Regions from separate parts of the Homo sapiens genome. Here regions 2 and 3 are each linked to region 1. Evidence: chromatin contacts called from ENCODE Hi-C data. All regions are on one chromosome and are shown on one strand. Each heading gives the region's core, a stretch centred on a gene start or an enhancer-like site at or near the end of the contact. The rest is flanking DNA. Distances are from core to core; before and after follow the strand shown.

Region 1 (3,214 bases), core at 715-3,214:
AATATCATCTCAGCTGAATTCTGTGTTCCACTCCACAGCCTTCTTTGCAACACTGGAAGGTTAACGGATTTGAAGTAAATGAATTGTAACTGTAATTTCAACCTAATTAGAATTGGTTTAAAATGCCAGTTTGGACCGTGAACAGGCTAGCCAAGAACAGTATTGGGAGGTCCATGTAATATAGAAGAGAGTTGATATTTGGCCCAACTTCCTGATACTTTAAAAACAGAGAAGTAAAACAAAATATGAGATATCTTTGGCCAGCAAGTCCCTTCTTGCCTGTTTGGTCTGTGTTAAAATGTAAATGTTTGTGTTTCCTTACCTATTGTTTATAGCTTTTCATTCCAGTTGTTTCTTTTTTCTGTTTGAAGTTAGATATTTTTACATTCTCTCCATATTGCCCATCAGTGACAAAACCTGTATCAAATTAGCACGCATGTTAGTTTTGAATTAAAAAGAAACTTTTTAAACCTGGCTTAAGTATGCTTGTTAACAATTGGACGATATACAGTATTAATGAATTGCCCTGGATTTACTAGTTCCCCTTTACCCACCCGCCTCCACCAAAAAAAAACCCTCAGAGATCAATACAAGGCCAAGTGAATGATATGTAGGTGCCCAAATATGGTTGATTCTGCTGCATTTAAAAAAAAAGAGGAGTGGGAGTTAAACTTCTAATTTTTTTCTTCTTAAGTTCCAACATCAACAGCCTTTTCTTATTTAGCCTCCATGATAATTTTATTCTATGTTTGTTTCGACTTGGCGAAGGTCTCCTGAATTTGCCAAATTACCAATGAGGATAGTATTGGAAAGATGAGAGAGGCACAGGCTTGGAGCACTGTGAGGGGAACAGCAGTAGGAGGCAGATAATTCAGAATACATTCCTGTAGTTATAAAAGAAGATTTATTTATTTTCACCTTTTTACAGATCCAGACCCAACAATGAGTTATTCAGTTTGAAACCCACGTAGTGGAGGCAGTCTCTGTATACCTGCTGAATGTTGAGTTACAATAGAGAAGCCTGGGTTACCACAGGGAGAGGAGGATGAGGAAGTAAAAATATGTGTTCAAAGAGGGCATTTCAACACTGTGAGCTAACTTTACAACGGGAAGTGAAAATCATGAAAAAAAGGGGAAAATTTGTTGTGAGAGACTAAAAAGAGCAAAATAAAGCAAGCCCATTTTTCGGGAATAGAAAAAAAAAAAAAACAGTAGCAATAACCAAATAACTGATCAGGGAGATTTATTTCCGTGATATCTTTTTAAAACAAAAAGGGAATTGTCGTATCACTGCTCTTAATTAAATGGCAACAAACACACTTATAATGGGAACTAAATAGCTAATTAGAGGGTGCTTGGGGAATAAATAGCAGAGTTTTAAAATCTCCTATATGGAAAACATGTCCAACAATTGGAATGAAAGGATTAAAAAGAGAGAAAAGGCCCAGACCTTGTTTGGCAGTGCAAGTTGGATAAAATAGAGGAAAATGCCTCCCTGCTTCTATGAGACTAGATTATCCTGGTGTAGTCTTGGGGTTGGAAGTATGTTCATCTCTCATAGTGAGTTAGTTCGTGTTCTGTGCCACAAGGACTGAAGCAGTTCTAATGAATAAAAACAATAGATAGTCATCTGGAGGCCACAGGGAAAGGGTGATGGCTAAGCAGATCATGAAAATGGGAATCTTGAGAAACATGACTTCGATATCATACAAGTGAGTCTATGGCAGCCTTTTTTACATATAGAAAAAGAGGCCTGAAAATATATACTACAAAAAATTATGTAGCAGTTATTAAGGTAAAAATTGGGAAGTAGGAGGCAGAGGAAGGAGTGATAACACTAGATTAAGGAATGCTTTACTGTTACCAATTCAAAAACAGCAACCAAAAATGATGATGTAATTGGAATGAGTAATATAAATGTCACTACTGACTTTACCGTAAAGAATGTCAGAAATGATCAGAATAAATACAGCTTGGGGCATTTCGATTTGAAGTTGTATGACTGCTTTGAAAAATAGAAACAAAGGAAATACAGCCAATAGTAAATGTCTAGACCAAGAAAATAGTTTCTAGAAGGCCTAAATGATAGCCAAGAAATTGATGCTATTGTACAAAGTATCTTTAGGTCATGCTTTTCAGAGTATTTTACTTTGGAATTCATTTTCTTAATTACCTGAGTATAAAAACATTTATCTACCAGTTTTCTCCAATAGCCCTGATAAGACTTCATACTTACTCAGTTACATTAAATAAATTCCTGGTCAAGATCAGCTGGGCTAGCAGAAAACCTCAGGCATCTGTGAGGACATGAGTTTACACACGCTGAGACTCACAGATACAAAAATGCAACCCAATTCCACCCCTGAATTGAGGGGAGTGCATAGAAGTGAATGTCCCGTCTTTCTGAGGTCTGTTGATTTTGTAATTAGTAAACGAAGGGTGCATTTCTGATTTTTTTTTCTTGTGTGCTAGAATTCATTGCTAGTAAAACTCAAGATAATAGCGATGAGTAGGAGGTATCAAAGATGAACTGTAGAGGGACAGTTTAAGTTACTTAAGAATCGTCAGCAAGATGAAATCTACTTTTAGCAGAAATTGGGTTTTTTTGTGTTTTTTTGTTTTGTTTTATTTTCTAAAAGTAAAGTCTGCACCTTGTTCAGCCTGTTAGTGGAGGTCTGAGCAAGTAAAAGATGGGTTGGATTATAAACTTACAAACACAGGATGTTCTGTTTCTCAAACGGGAGAAATTAAGAAGAGATGCTTGTATTCAGGAGACGGCATAGCTACTCAAAATCCTTGATATCTTGCTATGGTTAGTCTTGTTCCAACTGTGCTATGTGACCTACTATGGCTTTATGAGGTAAATTTAGTATATGTGTCACTATTTGAAAATTTACATATAGTTATACATAATGTATTAGGTTGGTGCAAATGTAACTGCAGTTTTTGGAGTTAAAAATTGCAAACACTGCAATTACTTTTGCACCAACCTAAAATATAATAAAAAAGTGTCTTCTCTTTATAACTTTTCTGTTGTTTTGCTTAAGTTATCATTGCTATTCCTCTGCAACCTAAAAAGAAATCATTGAATATACATTTAATTTTAGAATAATCACTACACAAATGCCCTAAAAGTGTATGTATAACATCCCTGATGTCTGCATTTGTCCTTTGACTGGTGTTTAGGTGGTGGCCCTAGGGGATGTTCCAGATG
Region 2 (3,214 bases), core at 183-2,682, 340 kb after region 1:
TCTGAGTTGGAGACTCATAATTATTGTTAGTATGTGAGCATGCAGTGTCTGTCTTTAAACTGCTAAGACGGTGTTGCTTTTAAGCGACAGCGATTGTTTTCTTGTTCATGTTTGTGCTGTCTTCTTTGCGTCAGCTCCTAAAATAGAGGGGAGTTGTGTACCTGTTAACAACGTGTTAACAGCATTGTTGGGGTTTTTCAGACAATTTAATTGTACAAGTAAATTATTTTAAGTTAGAGCCTATTCGTTTGAAACAAAGAAAATAGTTTTTACATTTCTAAAAAAAAAAAAAAACTAATAAGTAACTGCCAACAAATGCTAGACTATATACCTGTAAAGTCAGCATTTTAATGTCATTTTCTTCTAGAGCCAGAGTTTAGTAAGTTCTTGGCCTGCTGGGAAGAAATGTAAGGAAGAGAGTGTTGTTAGGTGGGGATTTTTTAACACAAAAATATAAACTTGCCTGACGTGATTTCTCGCCATTTTCTAAGTCACTGAAATGTTTGTTATCTATTTTATTTCAGTAAATCACTTTCTTTTAGCATCCTTCAGATGGTCAAACAGCATGTTGTATCTCTGAGAAATCTCATCTTATTAAAGATTGACTGATGTCCTTCAACATTTCTATGAGCGTTTTTCAACCCACAGAGATCCAGTTAAGATACAGACAAATATCAGGATCTTCTTAGGACCTGTTTGAAATGACATGTTTCAAAGCAGCTCTGTATTAAAAGAGGTCATTCTTTTCTGTTGAACAAGAAATTAAGTGAATGCATTTGGTGTGCTGGGGCTATTCTTCGAATGTTAGAGCAACCTGTTTCATTTTAGGGCCTGGGGTCATTATTCTCCATGGGTGGCACCGCTATCCTCCCAGTGGCATTTGAAAATCCTTGCGAGACTTTGTGGTTGCAGCAAGGACTGGGGGAAAGCTGCTGGCATTTGTAGGGAGAGGGGACTGACCAGCAGGGAGGCTAAACAGTCTAGAGTGCAAGGGGCAGGGCCATGCAAGGAGAAGCTGTTTCCTCCACAATGTCGTTAGTGTAACTGCTGAGAAACAGCGGGAGAAGTCACAGGCTCAGGGAACACAAAGGATCTTTGTGCCTGGCCTGGCCAGCCCCCCACTTCTTCAAGGAAGCATACTGGGGGTCACATCTATTTTCTCAGTGTTTCCCTTTCACCCATGCCCCACATTGCAGCATTTTTCATCAGAAACCACAGGAGCCCAAAATACACTTCCTCATTTCTGAGATGCCTTTCTTAGTCAGGGCTGAAATTAGTTTTCAGTGGACACCCACACTCAGGCACTGTACTAGCAAAGCCTTTTGTTAGAAACTGTCACACTGGTGTTCAGATTGTCCTCTGCCCGAGTTTTGGAAGGGTGGGTGACAAGGGCCAGCAAATAGTCAACACTGCCCGTTGTGCAATGCTGTGATCTCCCTCTGAGAGCAAGAAGCAAACTTGAGGTGACACTGAAACAAGGGGCGGGGGCACTGAGCCTGCTTTCGTAGCTTTGCTTTGCTTTTGCCTCTTGGTTTACTTTCTATGGGGAACATATCCCACTAAGAAGGCTGGTCCAGCCCGCACCATGATGGCAGGCATGGGACTCGGGAGACGTGGTCCCAGAGGCTCTCGCTCCACTGATGGTGAGGAGTAAATGACACAGTAGGCTTTGCAGAAGTGAAGTCAGAAATCAGAGGGCTCCATCTTTCAACCACTCCCTGGCCTTCAAGGATAGATCTTGGAGTTCACGTCATACAGTCTTTAAAAGGCTCTCCTGCCCACAAGGTGCCCTCACTACCCCTCTTCCACGTGCGTCCCTCGCACTGCTGTTTGCTGAGACTTACAGCCCCGTCCCATGTGTGACTTTTACTCCAACCCGAGGCGGGTGCTTCCTGACAGCAGGGCTGGGTCTCCTTTACTTTCTATCTTGGGGACCAGCAGTCTCCTCTGACAAGGAAGAGATTCAGCAAAGGCTCGTTGAGACCAGCCTGGGTGACACAGTGAGACCCTGTCTCAAACAAACAAACAAAAACCAGCAGAGTTTCTGATTCAGTAAATATATATTAGTTTTCTATTGCTGTGTGACAAATTACTACAAATCTAGTGGCTTACAATGCCCATTTCTTAGTTGACAGGTCTGTAGGTCAGAAATCACCATGTGCACAACAGGGTTCTCTGCTCAAGGTTAACAAGGCTGGAACCGGTTCTCTCCTGGGCTGCGTTCCTGTCTGGAGACTCTTGCGGAGAATCTGCTTCTAAGCACATTCAGATCCCCGTGGCCACTCTAGCTCCTTGAGGCCACTCTCAGTCCTTGCCACATGGCCCCCTCCATCTTCAGAATCAGCAACAGAGAATGTCTCTCCCATCCTTTCTCCGACTTCAGAAAGAACCCGGTCCCTTTTAAGTGTTCACCCCACATAATCTCCCAGGGTAATATAACCTAACTGTGGAAACAGAATCCATCACAGAGTCCCGGGATCATGCAAAGCTTGTCCACCAGGGGGCCATTTGAGAATTCAGCCTACCACAATAGGTAGGGCAAGAATTCTGGCAAGTTGCCAAGTAAGGCAGCTACTGCTGCTGTGGCAGCCACAGTCTGAAAAGCACCTACCTATGCACATTCTACAACAACCTTTGACTTAGATTGTTCCCAAATTGCAAATGAGGAAACTGAAGTTCATAGGATTCAGTCTAGAGATAATATTCATAGCACATAGTAACTGGTACCTCGTGGGCACTGACCACTCCGAATGGCTAGCAGGCAACTGACTCTGGCTGTCAGTGCCACTGTGGTCATCTTGGCCAGCACCACCAGTTGACTGAGGACCCCCAGCAAGTAAGGACTGCAGCCAGGGTTCCTGCCCAGGCCCATCTGACACCCAAGCCTGAGCTTTGGCCACTTCACATGCTAGGATTAAAAAGAAAATGTCATCCCTCGAAGCCTAAGTCAGGAGAAGAAGAAATAAAAGGACAGCAGTTTATTGATTCCAAAGCCCAACTTCCTTTGAACATTCTAGCTGCTGGATGTTCTATAAAGCTACCTTTCTCCAGTCTTAAATTTGTATTTGCTTCCTGTTGCTGATGTAACAGATTACCAAACAATTTTAGTGGCTGAAAACAGCACAGATTTATGACTGTACAGTTCTGGAGATCAAACTCCAAAATCAGTCTCAATGGGCTAAAATCAGGTGTCAGCCTGGCTGCGTTACTTCTA
Region 3 (3,214 bases), core at 471-2,970, 270 kb after region 1:
AACCCTGAAAATTTGAGACAGGTCTCAATTAATTTAGAAAGTTTATTTTGCCAAGGTTGAGGGCATGCCCATGACAGGCCTCAGGAAGTCCTGAGGACATGTACCCAAGGTGATCAAGGCACAGCTTGGTTTTATACATGTTAGGGAGACATGAGACATCAATGAATGTATGTAAGCAGTACATTGGTTTGGTCTGGAGAGGCAGGACAACTTGAAGCAAAGGCAGGAAGACTACTGCAAAGGCAGGAGGCAGGAGGGAGCTTCCAGGTCACAGATAGGTGATAGACAAACGGTTACACTCTTTGGGTTTCTGATTAGTCTTTATAAAGGAGGCAAATCTGTCTCGGTGAAATGCATCTGTCTCAGTGAGCAGAGGGGTGACTTTGAATGGAATGGGAGGCTGGTTGGCTCTAAGCAACTTCCAGCTTTAGTTTTCCTTAGTGATTTTGGGGGCCCAAGATTTCCCTTTCACAGTATGACGGTTCCAATTTCTTCACATCCTCATATCATATTCTATTTTATGAGTTATCTCTAGATGGGTATTATTATTCCTCTTGGGTTTAGCTCCCTGAGGACACAAACTGTCCTAAGACTATGATAATAGTAATCATAGAACCGTGCACATGGCAAGTTCTGAATAAATCTCAGCTGTTGGATATACTTTTTGTTATAATTACTAACACTTCCTAACTAGAGAGTAAGCCTACTCTAAGAAAAAATATAACTGTAATTTCACAACCTCCAAAGAACCCAGTGCATAAACAGCTACCATTTATTAAGCACTGACTGAATTCTTAGTAATATGTCTTCATTTTTTTCAGATGAGGAAACTAAGATTCAGCTTATTTGTACAAGTAGTTAAAAAGCAAAGCTGAAATTCAGACCCAAGTTCTCACTGTATCATACTGTCCAAAAAAGAATTCTATTTTTCAGGAAGAGACATGTCTGCTCACTTGAGGTCCTCTTATTTTTCCGCTATTCCCCAAAGGAAAGGGGTGATCTCTTAATTCTTTCGTTATGTCCTATTGTACATAGCATATAATGGTAATTCAGAAAAATTACTTCTAATTACATAAATTTTCACAATGGTATAGTGACTAATACGCTGAAATAGAAAAGTAAGGCATTGTTATCATGGTCTAGTTCAGTCTTTATTGCGACTATATCTGATAATATACGGTAAGCATCTAACCACTTGCCAGGGGCCACAGAGCCACAGGGAGACTATGTCTCGCTTAAATTCCCAAAAGTGGGCCCCTGTGCTTCAAAACGTCCCCGCATGGGAACCACAAAAACGTTGCCTCCCCAGTTATCACCCCAAGGGCCCAAGAGCCGAGGACTCTGCCCGGCGTCCTTCAGCTGGCACCAGCTGTCAGAAAAGCGGAACTGGGGACGAGGACTTTGCCCCTAACCAACATGGCCGCCCTGAGGCTTCGGGCTTCGGGCGGCAGAAGGAAGGTCACGTGAAGAGAATTCCGTTCCTTTATTGGCCCCGTCTCCTGGAAGGGCGGGGTACAATAACCCAACCGGCGCCGGCCTTAAAGGGGCCACCGTTGGATCTGCCGGTGGCCGGCCCTAGGGGCTGGGGGGGCGGTCGCCGCGCCGGGCTTCTGCCCCTCCCGCGCGGAACGGTGACGGGCGGGGCTGGCGCTGGGAGGCCGTGTCGCTGGGAGACTGCTGACAGCCCGCCGCCTGCCGCCGCGCGATTCCGAGGGGGTTAACGGCGGAGCCGCCGGCCGGGCGCGGACCGGAGCGCGTGAGGCTCCGGCGCGCAAGCCCGGAGCAGCCCGCTGGGGCGCACAGGGTCGCGCGGGCGCGGGGATGGAGGACGGCGTGGCCGGTCCCCAGCTCGGGGCCGCGGCGGAGGCGGCGGAGGCGGCCGAGGCGCGAGCGCGGCCCGGGGTGACGCTGCGGCCCTTCGCGCCCCTCTCGGGGGCGGCCGAGGCGGACGAGGGCGGCGGCGACTGGAGCTTCATTGACTGCGAGATGGAGGAGGTGGACCTGCAGGACCTGCCCAGCGCCACCATCGCCTGTCACCTGGACCCGCGCGTGTTCGTGGACGGCCTGTGCCGGGTGAGGACCGCGCCGGGCGGGCCGTCGGGGCGGAGGGCGGACACTTGTTGCCCGAGGAGGCGGCGCGGGTCGCAGCGCCCAGTCCCGGCCGCGCGCGGGGCGGGGAGGCAGCGACGTCCCCCGGGCTGCTCGGCCGCGGACCCGTCAGGGCTGGGGCGTGGGGACGGCGCCCCGAGGGTCCCGGTCCCCTAGCACCCCCGGGGCGCGCGGAGCTCACTGCAGAGTCCCACAGGCTCGCCCCGGCCCCCGTGTGCGCCCAGGCTGGTGCGACTAGGGGGGTGAATTCGCTCCCCAAGGTGGGGCAGCGCCGCCGCCCCCTGCGCTCTCGCCATCGCCCCGCATTTACTCGCTGGAGGAGGGGGTCACCTCATTCCTAGGGAGGAGGAAACAGACATTGAGCGGCGACGTGACTCAGTGTTCATAAATAGGACGACGTCCCTGCATTCCCAATCTGCACTATTGGAAGAAAAGCCAATGTTTGGGTGAGGATCCGTGGTTGCTCATTAGCCAGCGGCTGGCCAGTTTTGGTGGAATTGTGTTGGGGGGAAGGGGACCATCTTTCAGACCTTTAGGATATTTAGTCAAGAACCTTGCCCCCTTGTGTGAAGGTGTGGCTTGCCGCCATCGGGGACACCCAGTACATGGGGAGTCGACTCCTTCCCCCGCCTCCCCCCACCCCCGCAAAATCCACACAATTTAGACACTTTGGAGGGTGAGGGGCAGGTATGAGTAATCAATAATGGTGGTGGGGAGGAAGAATTTATTTCAAATCTGCAGTTATTGTGCAGAATAAAATGTGGACAACGTGGGCGTCACAGAATGAAACCGGTCTTTGAGAGATGCCCCATTAGGAGAGCAGCTGTCAAAAAAAGCAGTGCTTTCAGCGCTTGGCTGTGGGTCCACAAATGCTGTCAATGAACTATAGTTGAAGGCTGCTGCCAATACAACACCACTGTGAAACAGAATGGTGTATGTAAGTGTCATTTATTTATAATTTATATGTTCACTTACTTTCTGAAAGGAATTACAATGGCCGTGTGCTTAGGTAAGCTTCCAGGCATGCTTTCTAGAGCAGCAATTGTCAGGAACTCAGGGTCTTACTGATTGATCTTACTCTAAAACCTTTTCCTCTCCATATAAA

The links. A loop is a pair of places that touch in the nucleus more often than their neighbours do. Pooled maps may share reads with other maps.
Region 2: a pooled map shows a loop between it and region 1 (3-fold over the local background). The contact joins two enhancer-like sites. A Hi-C loop is called at or near these places in 2 of 37 single-sample maps with no recorded cell type and 3 of 50 pooled maps.
Region 3: a map of gastrocnemius medialis shows a loop between it and region 1 (3-fold over the local background). The contact joins the promoter of RCAN1 here to the enhancer-like site in region 1. A Hi-C loop is called at or near these places in 2 of 168 maps with a recorded cell type or tissue (endothelial cell of umbilical vein and gastrocnemius medialis) and 11 of 50 pooled maps.

What each region holds. Positions count from the first base shown.
Region 1 is chr21:34,880,686-34,883,899 of GRCh38, reverse strand. It overlaps RUNX1 (RUNX family transcription factor 1), which reads left to right. Exons shown (of 9, transcript NM_001754.5): 5 at 3,187-3,214. RUNX1-AS1 (RUNX1 antisense RNA 1) reads right to left here. Exons shown (of 2, transcript NR_186614.1): 2 at 1-417. Among named protein-coding and RNA genes, the nearest start is that of RUNX1-AS1, 46 kb to the right of the region's middle. RefSeq lists a silencer at 928-977. Within about 2 kb of position 1,964, at least 8 of the 41 ENCODE cell types and tissues checked have a DNase peak (open chromatin) inside an H3K27ac peak, as active enhancers do; they include endothelial cell of umbilical vein, where a contact is called at or near this core.
Region 2 is chr21:34,543,454-34,546,667 of GRCh38, reverse strand. The region is part of intron 1 of RCAN1 (regulator of calcineurin 1); the gene reads left to right. Among named protein-coding and RNA genes, the nearest start is that of KCNE1, 33 kb to the right of the region's middle. RefSeq lists a silencer at 2,482-2,631 and an enhancer at 1-3,002. Within about 2 kb of position 1,432, at least 24 of the 41 ENCODE cell types and tissues checked have a DNase peak (open chromatin) inside an H3K27ac peak, as active enhancers do.
Region 3 is chr21:34,613,619-34,616,832 of GRCh38, reverse strand. RCAN1 (regulator of calcineurin 1) reads left to right here and starts at 1,720. Exons shown (of 4, transcript NM_004414.7): 1 at 1,720-2,073. The coding sequence starts at 1,822. RefSeq lists silencers at 1,486-1,915, 2,106-2,205.